Regions from separate parts of the Homo sapiens genome. Here regions 1 and 3 are each linked to region 2. The links are chromatin contacts, found by Hi-C or POLR2A ChIA-PET in ENCODE. All regions are on one chromosome and are shown on one strand. The core of a region is the stretch at or near the end of the contact, and the rest is flanking DNA. Distances in the headings are between cores, read along the strand shown. Region 1 has its middle 27 kb from the start of EPS8L3. Region 2 holds the start of GSTM1 (glutathione S-transferase mu 1). Region 3 holds the start of GNAT2 (G protein subunit alpha transducin 2).

What was found. Hi-C counts contacts between places; a loop is a spot of excess contacts on that map. ChIA-PET counts read pairs that join two places held with the same protein, here RNA polymerase II (POLR2A). Pooled maps may share reads with other maps.
Region 1: a loop to region 2 is called in a pooled map, with 2.4 times the contacts of the local background. The contact joins the enhancer-like site here to the promoter of GSTM1 in region 2. A Hi-C loop is called at or near these places in 2 of 50 pooled maps. POLR2A ChIA-PET finds 5 or more read pairs at or near these places in 2 of 52 experiments (K562 and activated naive CD4-positive, alpha-beta T cell).
Region 3: a map of CD8-positive, alpha-beta T cell shows a loop between it and region 2 (5-fold over the local background). The contact joins the promoter of GNAT2 here to the promoter of GSTM1 in region 2. A Hi-C loop is called at or near these places in 1 of 168 maps with a recorded cell type or tissue (CD8-positive, alpha-beta T cell) and 8 of 50 pooled maps. POLR2A ChIA-PET finds 5 or more read pairs at or near these places in 3 of 52 experiments (H1, activated B cell and activated CD4-positive, alpha-beta T cell).

The regions. Positions count from the first base shown.
Region 1 is chr1:109,789,533-109,792,232 of GRCh38, reverse strand. No RefSeq gene overlaps it. Among named protein-coding and RNA genes, the nearest start is that of EPS8L3, 27 kb to the right of the region's middle. RefSeq lists an enhancer at 1,014-1,073. Within about 2 kb of position 1,277, at least 16 of the 41 ENCODE cell types and tissues checked have a DNase peak (open chromatin) inside an H3K27ac peak, as active enhancers do.
Region 2 is chr1:109,686,559-109,689,258 of GRCh38, reverse strand. It overlaps GSTM1 (glutathione S-transferase mu 1), which reads right to left and starts at 1,442. Exons shown (of 8, transcript NM_000561.4): 1 at 1,350-1,442; 2 at 1,014-1,089; 3 at 522-586; 4 at 130-211; 5 at 1-34. The coding sequence starts at 1,385. RefSeq lists an enhancer at 1,343-1,392.
Region 3 is chr1:109,618,325-109,621,024 of GRCh38, reverse strand. GNAT2 (G protein subunit alpha transducin 2) reads left to right here and starts at 1,409. Exons shown (of 9, transcript NM_001377295.2): 1 at 1,409-1,542. It overlaps AMPD2 (adenosine monophosphate deaminase 2), which reads right to left and starts at 1,188. Exons shown (of 19, transcript NM_001368809.2): 1 at 747-1,188; 2 at 1-111. RefSeq lists enhancers at 1-431, 391-440, 962-1,490, 1,461-1,510, 1,491-2,021 and a silencer at 1,081-1,270.

The sequences.
Region 1 (2,700 bases), core at 28-2,527, 100 kb before region 2:
TGGTCTCTCAGCAGCCTCTGCCGGCAGCGAACATGCTTCTCCGTTTGTCTGCATTCCCCCAGCCCCCCAGCCCACCTGGATCCCAAGTTCTGGGAGCTAAAAACACTCCCCAGGGAGGTACAGGAGGCGAGGCTGGCCCTAACAGGAGGGGGCCAAAGGGAGATTAAGGAACGATTTTAAATTTCTGCCTTCCTACAAGGGGCCCTCCCGCTGTAGGGGTCCAATAGCCCCACTGAAAAGGGCTGAATCTCAGCCCAAAGGCAGAGGCAGCAACCCCAACCTCTCTGTGTTGTGTGAAATGTCAGCGTCCCCAGACAAGCAAGGTAGCCACACCTGCGGAGCTCATGTATCAGGAACAGGCTAAGAACACCTACTATGTGCTAAGCACTGCTCTGGGCGCTGGCCTTGCAGCAGTGAGCAGGGCAGATGCGGCCCAGTCCCTGGCGTTTCTCCCAACCTTTCCAGTCCCACCACCGCTGCCTCCACTGGTGGTCTCCTCCCAGACTGCCCAGGTCCAAATCTTGGCTCCCCACTTCTAGCGATGGGATCTTGAGCAAGTTACTTTACCCCTCTGTGCCTCCATTGCCTCATCTGTAAAATGGGGTGAAGTAATGCCTACCTCATGGGAACGATGAGAGAGGTAAATGAGTTATTATGTGTAAAATGCTTAGAACAGTTTCTGGCACAGAGCTCAATTCTTTCCTGTGTGTTCTGAACTCTGTGCCTGGGCTCAGCCCTCTCTCCTCCTGGAATGCCCTGCCCCTCTTCTGGAACCCATAAGTCCAGCCTCTTCGCTGAGTTTCCAGGTGAGAAGACCAATTAGGGGCAGGCCCACAGTCAGCCCACAGCCTTACTAGGGCCACCAATACTGGCCGAGTGTTTTCCTGTTGCCAAGGGTTTTAAACAGCCCTGTGAGGTAGATAGGGGAGGGAATTCGGTGAGGGAAAGACACCCGCCTGAGGTTGCAGAACCAGCGAGTGTTGGATCTGAGAGTGGAACTTGGATCTTCTGACTGGAAGTAGCACTGCCTCTGTCCCACCTGGTGGCGTTGGTCCTAAGAAACCTTCAGATATCCTGAGGCTATCACCAGGGCCTCTGAAGCTAACCCAAGGCTCGGCACCCAGAAAATGGGGCCTTCCTAGCCCTTCAGAGGCCCTGGAGTCAGTTGAGCTTGTCTCAGAGCCAGCTGGGGTCCACGAAGGCCTCAAGACAGGGGGCGCTGGCTAGCAGAGCCCTGAGGAGGGCCCTGCAGGAAGAGCTCAGCGGAAACTCTGAGCAATGCTGGCAGCCACAGGCCTCTGGGCTTCCTGCACCCTCCACACAGGCTGCCCTGTCAACATCAATGTCAATGCGTTTGTGAAACCCTGCCGGGCAGGCAGTGGGAACTCAAGGGGCCCCAAGGGTTCATAGGCTGTGGTCACCCTGTTCCTTTGCAGCCCAGGAGAAGGTGGCTTTCTAAAGACTGCTGTCCACAGTGTAATGGGATGCAGCTGCTGCCGAAGACAGTTACCTGAAGGAGGCCCCACGGTCTCCTTAGGCCTTGGGCCTCCAGATCCCATGGCTTCTCCCTGCAGGTCCATATCTTCTGGGGTCCCCACAGATTCAGAGAACCCCCAGACAGAGCAATAGAGTGGACCTTGTGGTCGAAGGACTTTGGAGTGAAAGACATGTGGGTTATAAGCCCAATCCACAGCTTTGCTATCTGTGTGACTTTGGGAAAGTTAGTTAACCTCTCTGTAGAGAGCCTCAGTTTTCTCATCTGTAAAATGGTGACAGAAAGTACCTACCTTGTCCTGAAGATTAAATAAAACAATGTAAATGGGAGACCTGGCATACCATAAGCTTTTGATAAATAGGAACTGATGTTTTTGTGACCACTGAGTGATAGCAGATATTGGAGGTACAAATACTATTGCATTTCTTCGATTTGTATAATTTCAATTAAAACCATCCAGACCTAATTTACTATACTTGAAAGAAAAACATACCTTCCTCTGGAATCTTCCTCTCCTTTCAAATTGCCCAAGAACCTCCAGGTCTCATGTACTCAAAAAGTGGAGGGGGAGGTAGAGGCTCCAACTTCTGCACCTTGGCCAGGAGAACCAGGACGCTGACCCGTTCCCACTGAGGTGGCACCTGTGGATAACTGCTCCCACGTGGTCAGAAGGCTGAGTGTCCTGTGCCAACCAGAGCACCACACAGGCCACATGCATCTTCTGGGGGCTGACTTCAAGGATGGCAGAGGATGGCTGACAGTTTGCTGGGGCTTCAGGTCCACCCCTTGCGGTCAGAGTCTGAGTCCCTTTTCCTTCCCCAGGATCCACACTGGGGTTGGGGCTCCTTCTTTACAGACCCCAAAACACAAATGGCCTCCTTACTCCTGTGTCTGAAAGTCCCCAGAAAGCTGCTCCCCTTCGCCACCCCCAGACCCACCCTCCATAGTAAACCCCAGTGCTGAGTCACCTGAAGACTACCAAGGTAACTCTTGCACAGAACAGAGGGAAAAAATGGTCTATATGGGGCTTCCTGCCGTATTTTTTTTCTTCTCAGTAACTAGGCAGCAGGGAGAAGCCAAAGTGAAGCCAGCATCCAGCGGTGGAGCCTTTGCCTTTTCTCTTTATGCTCCAGGTGCACCAGAGGTGAGCAGGGGACGGGAGGGTTTCATTTCTGTAGCCCCAGGCGTCAGGCTTCAGAGCCTGA
Region 2 (2,700 bases), core at 193-2,692:
TCCACACGAATCTTCTCCTCTTCTGTCTCCCCACCTGCCACCCACAAAACACAGACTCAATCTCAGCATCACAGCCCAGCCAAGGAGGAGGCCACCTTCCCCCCACACATTGCAGCCACCCACACTCACACAGGTTGTGCTTGCGGGCAATGTAGCACAAGATGGCGTTGCTCTGGGTGATCTTGTGAGCCCCATCAATCAAGTAGGGCAGCTGGATGGATGGGAAACCGGCGAAGCTCAGTTGGGCCACCAGGCTCCCCAGCATCCCCTTCCCATAAGCAAGAGCAGAGAGGAGACCGGGCACTCACTGTGCCTGCTCATGGCAGGACTGAAATAAGAATACTGTCACATGAACGAATGCAGGTGGACACAGAACATCATGGAAGGACTGTTTAGACAGCCAGGAGTGAGAGGAATTGGGCAGAAGACTCCTGATCTTAACACCTCTAAGCTGGGGAGAGGAGATGCAGTCAGAGACACGTTGCACTTTCCCCCAAAACCGCCCCTTCCCCTGCACCTACATTGGGAAAGTCCAGGCCCAGCTTGAATTTTTCATTCAGCCACTGGCTTCTGTCATAATCAGGAGCTGTGGTGGGGAAGAAGAAGTGAAAACAAACCTCCCCAGAGCCCAGCCCTCCTTCCCGGGGACCCTCCCACGGAGCCAGTGGCAAGATCCCTGAGACAGGTGGATCTAGAATCTGACCACTCAGTCCCACATCCCAGGGTTCAGGGACAAAGAATCCCGCTGAGGGCTCTGGACCCCACACAGCTAAGGCTTCCAGGGTTTAGGCAAGCCCTGAGGGACACCCGTCCCAATTAGACAGGGGGCCCAGCATCCCACCCCAGCATTCTGCCTTGCAAGGCCAGAGGGCTCCCTCACCGGGGCTCAGGGAAGAGACAGCCTGCAGCTCCAGCAGGGGAGGCCTGCAGAGGCAGCCACAGGTGGCCACCATGGGTTGCTTGGTGCCAACTTAGCGTGAGTGGGCAGAGCCCGAACACGAGGGTGCCATTACCGTCCCCCATCGTGTACTTCTTTTCCTCATAGCTTGAGTCTGTGTATTCCAGGAGCAGGCGGATGGCGTGGGCCAGCTGGGAGAGATGGCCCGCAGGTCGCGTCAGAGATGGAGGGTCCCTGACTTTGTCTGCACCAGGGAAGCCCCCAGTTTACACTGCACGTACCCGTTGCCTCCTCTACCCGCCCACACCCCCAACACACACACAGCGGCATGCACAGGCCCTTCTGAGGCGGGCAGCCCTGAAGAGGAACGGTCCCTAGAGTCCGTCCCGCAGCTGCTTCGCACTTCCCTCCCCTGCGCCCTCGTCCCACCGTCCAGCGGACCCTCGCTCACCCCGCGGATGTCCCAGTACCCCAGTATCATGGGCATGGTGCTGGTTGGTGCGGATTCCGCAGACAGGCCTAAACCGAGCAGGGCTCAGAGTATAAGAGCTCCGGAGAGGGGACAGGCGGGGCCTTGCTGCGACCCCGCCCCTCGGCCCGCCACAACCCGAAAGGCGCCATTCTGGAGGCCCGGGAGAGGGCGCCTGGGGCTGCACTCAGTAAGACTTCCTCCCGCCTCCCAGGCCCGAGGGTTCCGGGAGCGAAGTCAGGGCGCCCAGAAGCCCAAGGCGGGGCTCGGCCTCGCCAGCTTCCCTACCCAGCCCTGAGGCTCCACGAGTCCATCCAGCCCTTGCTAGGTCCACAGCGACTTGGCTGTGCGCTTGAGACACCAGCCAGATCCTAACGGAGCAAAGCTCTTCTCCCTTCTCCTCCCTGCCCGCGGTGTCCCTCAGCCTTCTCTCCGCTGCCGAGTTCCCAAGGGCTCTGGGAGACTCCGGCTGCAGGGGTCAGACTAAAAAGTGGTGGCCCCAACCTGGGAATTTAATTCAGCCCCTGTCACTGTAAGAGCAGGACTTCCTCTGATCCGAAAGCTACTCCCAGGGCTTAGTCTCCCCTCTAGCCCCGCCTACACAGGAACAGTGTCAGTGGTATAGGAAGGACCCCCAGGAAAAGGGCCAGAGTAAAGGAAATGTGGTCTGTGTTTTCTGTTAGGGGCCCTCGGGTACTGAGTCCTTCGGTCATCTGGCTAAGTACTGTGTAAATTAGCCACTTCGTATTTTGGCACAATTTATGAATCGAAATCCAAGGATCAGATCCAGCAAGTTGGTGAGGTATCTGAGGTGCCCCCTAGAAATGTCCAGCCAGTCCACTAGGTGAACCTCACAGAGACCGGAACAGCAACAGCAACAGTGAGTGCAGTGGCCACAGAGAGCAGGCGAGGGAGGATGGAAGAACTTCCCGGACCAAACTGAGGGTCCGGCTGCTATTTCTCTAGGCCCAATAACGAGATGCAGATCAAATGGGGAGGAAGAGAGGTTTTATTTCTGCAACCGGTAACAGGGAGAAGGCCTAGAAATTACCACCAGACCAACTCAATATTACAAAGTTTTCCAGAGCATATATACCTTCTAAGGTATATGTCTACAAGTAAGTGTGCATTCATCTAAAGACATAAGTGATTAACTTCTTTAATCTGTAACTGAGGTCTGGGTCCTGAGGACCTTATTCTGGAGCCTCAGTCTATTTATTTAATCTAAATGGGTCCAGGTGCGGGGGATGATTACCCTTATCTTGTCTCCTGCTAAATCACGGAGGTTTGGGGAGTTCCTTCAGACGCCCAATAAACTTGTTTGTGGAGGCCT
Region 3 (2,700 bases), core at 160-2,659, 68 kb after region 2:
CGATTTCTCATGTTGTCTAGGCAACCTCGGGGAGTGGGGCCTCCATCTCTGCCCCTTATCCCTCCCCTGCCTCCTCAGTCCCAGGAGTGACGTGACTGATGGTGGCTGGGCCTGGCGGGGGGCGGGGAGGGGGTGGGTAGAAAAGAAGATGGGGAAGGGCCAGCCCCCAGCTCTCCACTAACCCACCAAGAGCCCTCACCCCATCATGCCAGGGCTCCCGGGCAAAGAAGCCAAAGTCCAGGCTAGCTGGTCCTTCCAGCTAGCCTGGAAGAAAAAAGAATAACAAACAGGAATTCAGCAGCGAGCGAGTCCAAGCTCAAACACAGTCCTCCCGGGGCAGGGCAGGCATACTCCGTGAAAACCCAGCACCCACTTTCCTTCCACATCTGACCCTCAGCTCCCGGGGTAGCCCAGCTCTGGGAGGAGGGGGAAGAACCGAGAATCCCAGCCCAGGAGGGAGGGGCCTGTCCCGGGAAAATTCCACCGTCGCCAAATAGCTACCTCCCAGGAAGGCAGGAAGGCCAGGAGACCCCCTTGTCTGGGGGTCTGGGACAGAGACCCTAGCCTCTTTGGATTTTTCCTCTGTCTCTGCACACTCTGGCTCTGCTCCCCAGGCCCTCCTGGGAGGAGCTGACCGCCTTCCCTAGGTCCTGCTGCTGTGCTGTGACTCCCACCCTCTTGTCACTCTGGCCACAGCACTTCTCTGTCCCAGAGACCCTCCCTCCAACACACGTACACACACTCACCTGAGGCCATGATGCCCGAGTTCCGAGGGGAGGCTGCCCACGAGAAGTCTGTACAGCAGAAAGCCCGGGTCCTGAGGGACGGCAGGGGGATCGGGCCACAGACCCCAGCCAAGTCACTCCAAGGGCCCCTGCCCTGGCACTGAGATGGGGAAAGTAAGGCAGTCTTTCAAAATTGCCAGCTGGCCGGAGGTGGACTCCCGCAGACCTCGGCAGCCGGACTGGCCTCAAGGCGACCCCGGTGTCGCGACCACCCAACCCTGCAATCGAGAGGCTGGTAGGCCACGTGCTCCCAAGGGAGCGGGACCCGAAACTCGTCCAGATTTCTCTCAACACTCCCTGGGCATTCAGGGTCGGACTCCCGCGGCCGGACTGTGGGGGAGTCACGCAACAGGTGAGACCCCACCAAAATCTCGCCGGCTCCGCGCCAGGCTCTGCGGCCCTTGGCCCCGCCCCCGCCTGGCCCCGCCTCCGCCTGCCGACCCCGCCTCGCCATTTTTTTCTCTTCCTGGGCGCCACGTGGGCAGCCACCACACCGCGGTAGGGCTGGCCTGAGCCGACCCTGGGTCTTGGGCCAGTTCCGTGCGTCAGCTTCCTCATCAGTAAGATGGGGTAATGACAGTACCTCACTCAAAGGGGTTACTGTGAAGATTAAACGTAAAGTCCCTTTACACAGTGCCTGGCACGAAGTGAGGGCCCAGTGAAAGGTAGCTGTTATCATTGTCCCAGGATTCATTTTAAGCAGAAGTCCTGCCCCTGCAATCTCACTTGGTCGTCTGTTTTCTTCCGGCCGGCGTAGGTAGGAGGCTGTGCCCTGCAATTCTGGCTCCCCTTCCCACATTTCTGTATTTGGTGGTTAAGAGCTTTAACTCTAGCCAGAATGTCTGGGTTCAAATCCAGATTTCACCTACTTCCTGACTGATACTGGGCAAGTTACCTAACTTCTCTGTGCTTCTATTTCGTCTGTAAAATGAGTGTAAGAGTACCTGCTTTATATGGTGGTTAAGATAAATGAGTTAATATAAGTTAACTGCTTAGAACTGTGCCTGGCCTGTAGTTAGTACTCAGTATTCATGTATTACCATTGCTTTAGCCTTGGCCTTGGTTCTCTATTGACACTCACAGGTTGATTCACTTGCAGCCGTTCTGGGGTCTATCCAACAAGCATCCCCACTGCCAAGGGGTAGATAATCCGACCTAAAGGGAACTTGTGGAGGGAAGTCCCTAAGACTTCACTGAATATAATTAAATGCATTAGCAGGAATTAATCTCTTCCCTATTTTCCCTCTTGTGGGAGGCCTTTGCCCCCCACACCCAGTTGTTCTAATGCTGTTTGTCTGGCTCCTCCCAGTTCTTACCACTCCCACAGCAGAGATCCTTCCCAAACTCTGCCTCCCTCTTCTCTCCCCACGCTGGATTCTGGACCCTGAACCCTTTTCTCCACCTGCATCTGGTGCCACTTCCATTGATCCCTGGCTACTGTTCCCTGAACAAACTTAAAAAAAACTTGGCCTCTTCACCTCACACAGAATCCATAAAACTAAAAAGAGAACAGAGATAACCAGGTTTACCTAATCAAAATAGCAAAGACTAAAAAACAAAAAACCAAAAAATAAACGCTAATGCAGGTTGGCAAGGGTATAGTTAGTGAGATGGGAGACACACACACACGTACATGTGCACAAACACATTACTGGTGGCCTTGAACACTGATATAATCTTTCTGAAAGCCATCTGGTAATATAGAATCAAAATTTTCAAAAAGGTTCTTATTATTTGACCCAGTAATCAACTTTCTGGAAGTTGTTTTTCTAAAAAGAGCTGCCAGAAAAATATGTATGCAAAAAGTTGTTCAGCACCACAATGTGTATTGCATAGAAAAGTTAGATACTTTAAAGGTCGAACAATAGGGGAATGTTTATGTAATATTCATACCATGAAATACAGCCATTAAAAA